Regions from separate parts of the Mus musculus genome. Here region 2 is linked to region 1. The links are chromatin loops, found by intact Hi-C in ENCODE. Cell type or tissue: heart. All regions are shown on one strand. Links, peaks and the distances in the headings refer to the core of each region. The heading gives the core; the rest is flanking DNA.

Region 1 (2,864 bases), core at 1-2,500:
GCAAGCACCTTTATCTGCTGAGTCACCTCACAGTCCGAATTTTGCAATTCTTTCAGCTCAGATATGGGGCACAGAGGCGCCAGGATCCCAGGATCCTAAGCATACGCATCCTGTGTCACTGTTGGTATTGTACTAGTCCATTTGGGCATTCTGGGTGATTTGGAAATGAAGGTTTGAGGCAGGGAAGTACTTCAAGCTGGGGTCCTGGAGAGAGAATAGGTGTTGAGAAGAGGATGTAAGGAACAGGAGAAACGTTTGTCTGTCCCCCTGCCTTTCCCAACCCCGTGCTCTCTTCTGCAGCTGGACTCTGAAGATGCGGAGCCGAACTTTGACGAGGATGGTCAGGACGAGTACAACGAGCTGCACATGCCTGTGTGACCTGCAGGATGGTGCCCCTCCGAGACCCCACCTTGGCGATTCACAGACCCTAGGAACCCAGCACCAGGGCCAGGCATTCCTCAGACCCAGGGATGTGCCTGGAGTCACTGCCCATGCCAGGCCAGTGGCCCCTTGACTTTCACAGCCCAGACGGCACCGGCTTTGAAGTCATTACAACACACTCCGTGTCTTGTGTCTGCCTCATTTTCTTGGTGCCGCTTGTGGCTTGTCAGGCCACATTTACCTACCTGAAGTGTTACCAGGGCCATCCAAACTGGAAGAGATTTGAAGCAGGGGACAGAGAGGGCTTGAGGGGAGGGGTAGATTCAAGACTACTGAAAATCCAAGCTGGGTTTTGCTGTTCCCTTCTTTAGCTCCCTTCAGTATAGCAGAAGAACAGAAAGTTCAAGGTCTACTGAGGGTCACATGCCCATTAATCTAGCCCTGGAGGGGATAAGGAGGCACTGCTTCCCTTTAGCCACCAGGGAAATCAGGGTGACTTCAGTCCTGTGGGGCTACAAAGCTGCACGGGAAATGCATCTGGGAAGCAGAGGTAGCGGCTCAGCCCCTTAGACGCCAGGATGGCGCGGGGTTGGGGGCCCGCTGGACCATTTTAGATCCTTCTGGCTTAAGTGGGAAGGGTTCTAGGATTCCTGAAGCCACTCCTTGTGCAACAGTCTGTTTTGCCAGAAATAACCTAGGAGGCCTTGAGGGGGGTGGAAACAGGACCCGTTGCGTCACAGTTGCTAGGTAACCAGCTGTCTGGAGCCTGCCGGCCGTGTGTAGCCCTCTGGTGGTGGTTTTTGCGCACTGTAGGCTCTGTCGGCAGAGCAAGGGGAAGGCTGCCACCTGGCGGATCCGATTTAATCCCAGGTTTCATTTAAGCGGGTTCCAAAGGATTCTGGGAGGTTCATGGAGGTCTGCGGCACCAAGCATCCAGGGTTAATGATGCCTTGGCATCACATAATCCTTTCCCTCTGGAGCTGGTTCTGCATTCCTATCTTTATCCGATTTGACCTCTCCTTTTCTGCCATGGTTCAGGCCTACAGCTGGCGCCTGGGGCAGGCAGGGGACACAGAGATGTTTGCTGTTTTCCTAAGTCAGAGCAGAACCGAGACAACAGTAACCGGGCTATCATCACGTTTTAAGCATTTCATCCCAGCTGCCCACCCATCTTTGCTCTCTGATGCTGTCATGCCTTTGACTGGCTCGTCTAGCCTATTTGAACACAAAAGACTTGGTAGATGGGCCATGCCAAGGTTGAATGTAAAATTACTCTGCCAGGGATCAAAACAAAGGTCAGATGTAAAGCCTAGATCACAGGCAGGCGTGGAGCAGGTCTCACAGAGGGTCCGACCTTATCACAGTTAGGCTTGGCCGACAGGCTTCTGGGAGAGCCTGGAATCCTTTCTGGGTATTGGCTGCTGGCTTGCTCTTCTGTTGTGGGGATTCCTTTACAACTCCATGAAGGAGCCTGCTTTTCCCAGGAGCCCTCTCCTGCAAGTGAGAAGAGGATCCACGTGGAGATCTTAGTCGGGGTTAGTAGCAGGTGATATCCAGTGAAGTGAGGAGACTCTCTGGCCTCAGAACAAAAGGTGAGAACAATATGAAAGTTGAGTCGGGTTGCCATAACAACCAATATGAAATGGATAACACGAGGATACTGGAGCTATAGGGGATGGGCTGAAGTTTAGGAGGAACCTCGCAGAAGATGCAATTCTGGGGTGGGGCCCTGGGCAGGGCTTTTTCCACAGCTCTAAATGTCACCAGGAAGGGTGCTGCTAGGGAGCGGAGTGGAGACTAGGATGATTCTGTAAGAGACAGGATGTCGAGACCATGACATACATCCAGGCTTGGGCCTGGGTGACTAGACTGAATGTCATTAGAGGACATTTGGAATTTATCCCAAAGTCCCATGTTTCAACTGACCATTCCTTGACTGAGCCTTTGGCGCCATATCCTCTCAAGGGCCTGGGACCTTTGAGAACATTAAAAAAAAAAAAAAAAAAAAAGCATAGCGGGACATCAGTAGAGAGGTGTTCTGTTCCTATGGCATAGCTTGAGGGGGAATGGGTATTATAAGGCAGGTGTTCTGGAGTATGCCCCCCCCAAAAAAAAACCAGCTGCCATGATCAGATGAGTTGTACCTGCTTGCAAGAAACCAACAGGAGAGGCCTGTGGGCCGTTGACCTTTCCTCAGAACAGCGTTTGGGCAAGGTCATTAGAGACTGTAACCTCTTCTCAAAGCCATCTGTGTGCAGTTCTGCCTTGATTGTGCTTAGTGTGTTCAGGGGGCCCAACCTCAAGGTATTGGGAGATGCTAGGTCTCTAGCAGGGAGAGTATGTCTGCTGGGAAAGGCTAACAGAAGGGTGCTTTGTTTATTTGCCTATGTATGGGAAAGCCATCCTCCATGCTGGGTTCCTTGCCAGCTTGTACCCTGTGACCAATAAACTCAGGCGGGTTCCCCAGAGTGAACTTTGTGGGA
Region 2 (2,902 bases), core at 170-2,669, 110 kb before region 1:
AGGTAGCAGGGAGCCCCCTTATCTGCTACTCTGGGGATGTGCACCCAACCTTCATTAGCCTCATGGAGATATAGGTGTAGGAGGGTACTGGTTCAGGGGTGGGTTTGAGAAGGGAGAAGCCAGAAGGAACTGGGGTGGAAGTGGGGTGGCAGTGAGCAGGGGGAGGGATGCGGGGGAGGGGTGTGCTCCCAGCCATTAGTGCTTTTTTTTTCCTCCCAGTTTCCATAAAAAGATTATTCTGTAAAATCAGCGAAGGGGAGCGAGCTGGGGGCCGGGGAGGGGGGGTTGGGTCCCTGGCATCAAGCTGGATGGGGTGACAGGGGAGGAGAGCTGAGGACAGGGACTGAGTATGGAGAAAAATTTGGATGGGCTTCAGGAGCAATCGAGATAGAGAGCCAAGAATGCTGGCTAGTGTTGGGGAGGGACTGGTCAGAGTGGGGTTGTGTGGGGGGAGCAGTGCCCTCTCTCACTCATGTCCTGCTGGGGTTGCCCAGGTCCCAATCCTACCTCCATCTTAGTCCCTCCCCCTGGCATTTAGCAGCCATTATGGGGGAGCAGATTGCAGCCTCCTCCCCCTCTCTGGGAAGCAGGCACAGCTGGGGCCCGCCACATCTGCCGCATCAGCACGGAACACAGCTGGGTGTGCCCAGAGCCATGCTCCCCAAAACACAAAGGGGGTGGGAACCAAGGAGAGCCCAGACCCCTGAGATAGACACACTGACACCTCTGCCAACAGACACTCCTCAAAGGGAAGCAACACCCACCAACACACGCTCCCTGTGTGCAGAGACTGAGAACTGGCAAACACGCAATTACCCAGCCCCGCCTGCCACCTCCGCTCCCCTCCCGCACCCCCCTCTTCTTTCCTCTCTTCCCACTAAGGCTGCCTTCTGTCACCAAGCCATCTCTGAACTGTCCTAGGCTAGATTTAGGGGAGCAAGGGGTTTCATTGGCACCAAGAACACCTTCTGGTAGGTCAAGGGATGGTAAGGGACGCCTTGGGAGCCCACCCTGGGTAGCAACTTACTCTTTTCCAAGACTGTACCCCTCCCCATAAGGAGGCCTACCCCTAGTCAGGTGGGGTGTCTACCCCAGTGGACTGAGCATCAGTGACCTATTCCTTTGACGCGCCTGTGTTCCACTGACCGCCGCGAGGAGGCGCTGTGTGCCCTCGGTATCTCCAGATCCGTTCTGAGCGGCTCCTGGGGCCAGCCTCTGCCAACCCTATTATTCGGCAGTCCTCTATCCTCCCCAGTTCATCGCTTGGCTTAGTTTTGCCACCCCAGGCATGTGTGGGGTGTAGACAGAAAAGTCCTCCTTCCCAGAACGAATGATCAAGAGTTTTCTTCTTTCTCCTCTCCTAGTTAATAGCCCCTGATTAAACCTGCCTCCTCAAAGCTCTCCTTTCTCTGCTCGTCTCTGCGGCCGGGTGTCTTGCCCTCAACCCTCTCCTCCCTGCCCCCTCCCATCATCCCACTCGGCAACAACCCCCCACCCCCCCATGCCCCTCGGAGCTTTAATCCCTCCTGCTGCCGTGCTGCCTTATCTGCTCCCAGCAGCTTTCGCTGCTGCAAAGCCCTCTCCCCCTCCTTCTCGGGATCTTCTCTCCCTCCTTCCTGCTCTCTCTGCTCTCTGACCAGCGCCACCTCCTGCCTAGCCTCTCTGTCACTCAGACCCCCATCTCAGGGCTCCCTGTCTGACACCAGGGATGAGTGCCTAGAGGCCCTTTGCCCTCTCTCTGGCATCTGCTTAGGGTCTGTGGGGTGCCTACCTACTCCCACCCTCCCTCTTCTACCTCAGCCCTCTCCACTGACCCCTCAAACTTGTCTGTTTCTAGCCAGTCAGGATGTATCTTTCTTCCTGTCCTCCCTTTCCACATCCCCTCCCTAGTTCCTCCAGGATTTCCCTAAGCTTGAATCCCACCCTCTTCATTCTTGGTGACCAATGACCTCCGCTTGAGAATACCCAAATAGGAATAGATGCCTGACAGAGGAGTGGATGCTTCCCTGGGATAGCCCCGGGAGGGCCCTGTCGGGGTGCAGAGAGTACCGGTGACAGTGGGGGCAGGGCCTGGCGGTGGGATGCTAACCCTCTTCAGTTGCCTCAGATCACGTCCGGTCCTTCCCATCCCCCCTTGGCCGGGACTCTCATTAACCGCTTCTCCTGCCTCGTCCGTGGCATAAATAACCCAGATAAATCAGCCGCCGTCCGCCCCCCGCCCCTCGGCCCCCGCACAGCCCGTTTGTCACTGCTGCTCGCTCGCCAGCCAGGCCTGGCCAGGCCAGGCACACCCCTCCATCCCTGTCCCTTCCTGCTCACGTCTGCCCCACGCTAGCTTCCCACCCCCTGGTCAGCACCAGGTCCAGAATTCTGAGCTGGGGTGGGTCAAGGAAGTGGCCCTTGGGATCTGGAGACTGGGGACTGGATCTATAGAATGCTCCTTAGGAGTTCAAAGGTTGTATAGTTTATGAAGATAGCCAGCCAGCCAGGGGAGTCAGGAGCCCCCACAGGACAGGAAAGAACAGAAAAGGCTTCCTTTGTGGGGAGTGGGGGGAGTCCCTGGGCTGTGAAGAGGCTCCCTGGGAAACCTCTCAGGTTCTGCCCAGGGAGTCTCGGGTCTCCCTTTGGAGTCATTTTGCTCAAGTAAAACTTCCAAGCATCCTCCCAATACCTCTGACTAACCCATCCTGCCCACCCTGTTGACTCCACCCCTTTCCCAGTTTGCCTAGCCCAATGTACTCTGACCTTTACCTCTCTCAATAACCTTCTCTTTCCCAGTTTCCGGAAGCCTAACTCAAATCCCAGGGTGGGGAGAACTGGGCTATGAACAAATCTGGGAAATGGGGATAACTGGAGGGCAGAGCAGTCTGAGTGGGGGCTCACATTCTGCCTGAATGGTAGC

Evidence for each region. Hi-C counts contacts between places; a loop is a spot of excess contacts. Peaks named below come from ENCODE experiments on the same cell type or tissue, not always from the same donor. Only the 100,000 strongest peaks of a DNase experiment are listed, where the experiment ranks them.
Region 2: a loop joins it to region 1, with 7 times the contacts of the local background. A loop is called at or near these places in 1 of 42 quality-filtered maps.

The regions. Positions count from the first base shown.
Region 1 is chr1:75,558,513-75,561,376 of GRCm38, forward strand. Slc4a3 (solute carrier family 4 (anion exchanger), member 3) reads left to right here. Exons shown (of 23, transcript NM_001357150.1): 23 at 301-571. The coding sequence ends at 378. Among named protein-coding and RNA genes, the nearest start is that of Slc4a3, 13 kb to the left of the region's middle. In heart, for the core only: a CTCF peak has its summit at 1,197 (motif pointing left); DNase peaks (open chromatin) are centred at 459 and 1,199; H3K4me3 peaks cover 732 bases; H3K27ac peaks cover 1,425 bases.
Region 2 is chr1:75,444,763-75,447,664 of GRCm38, forward strand. No RefSeq gene overlaps it. Among named protein-coding and RNA genes, the nearest start is that of Asic4, 4.3 kb to the right of the region's middle. In heart, for the core only: a CTCF peak has its summit at 1,142; a DNase peak (open chromatin) is centred at 1,139; H3K4me3 peaks cover 2,474 bases; H3K27ac peaks cover 2,500 bases; H3K27me3 peaks cover 1,552 bases.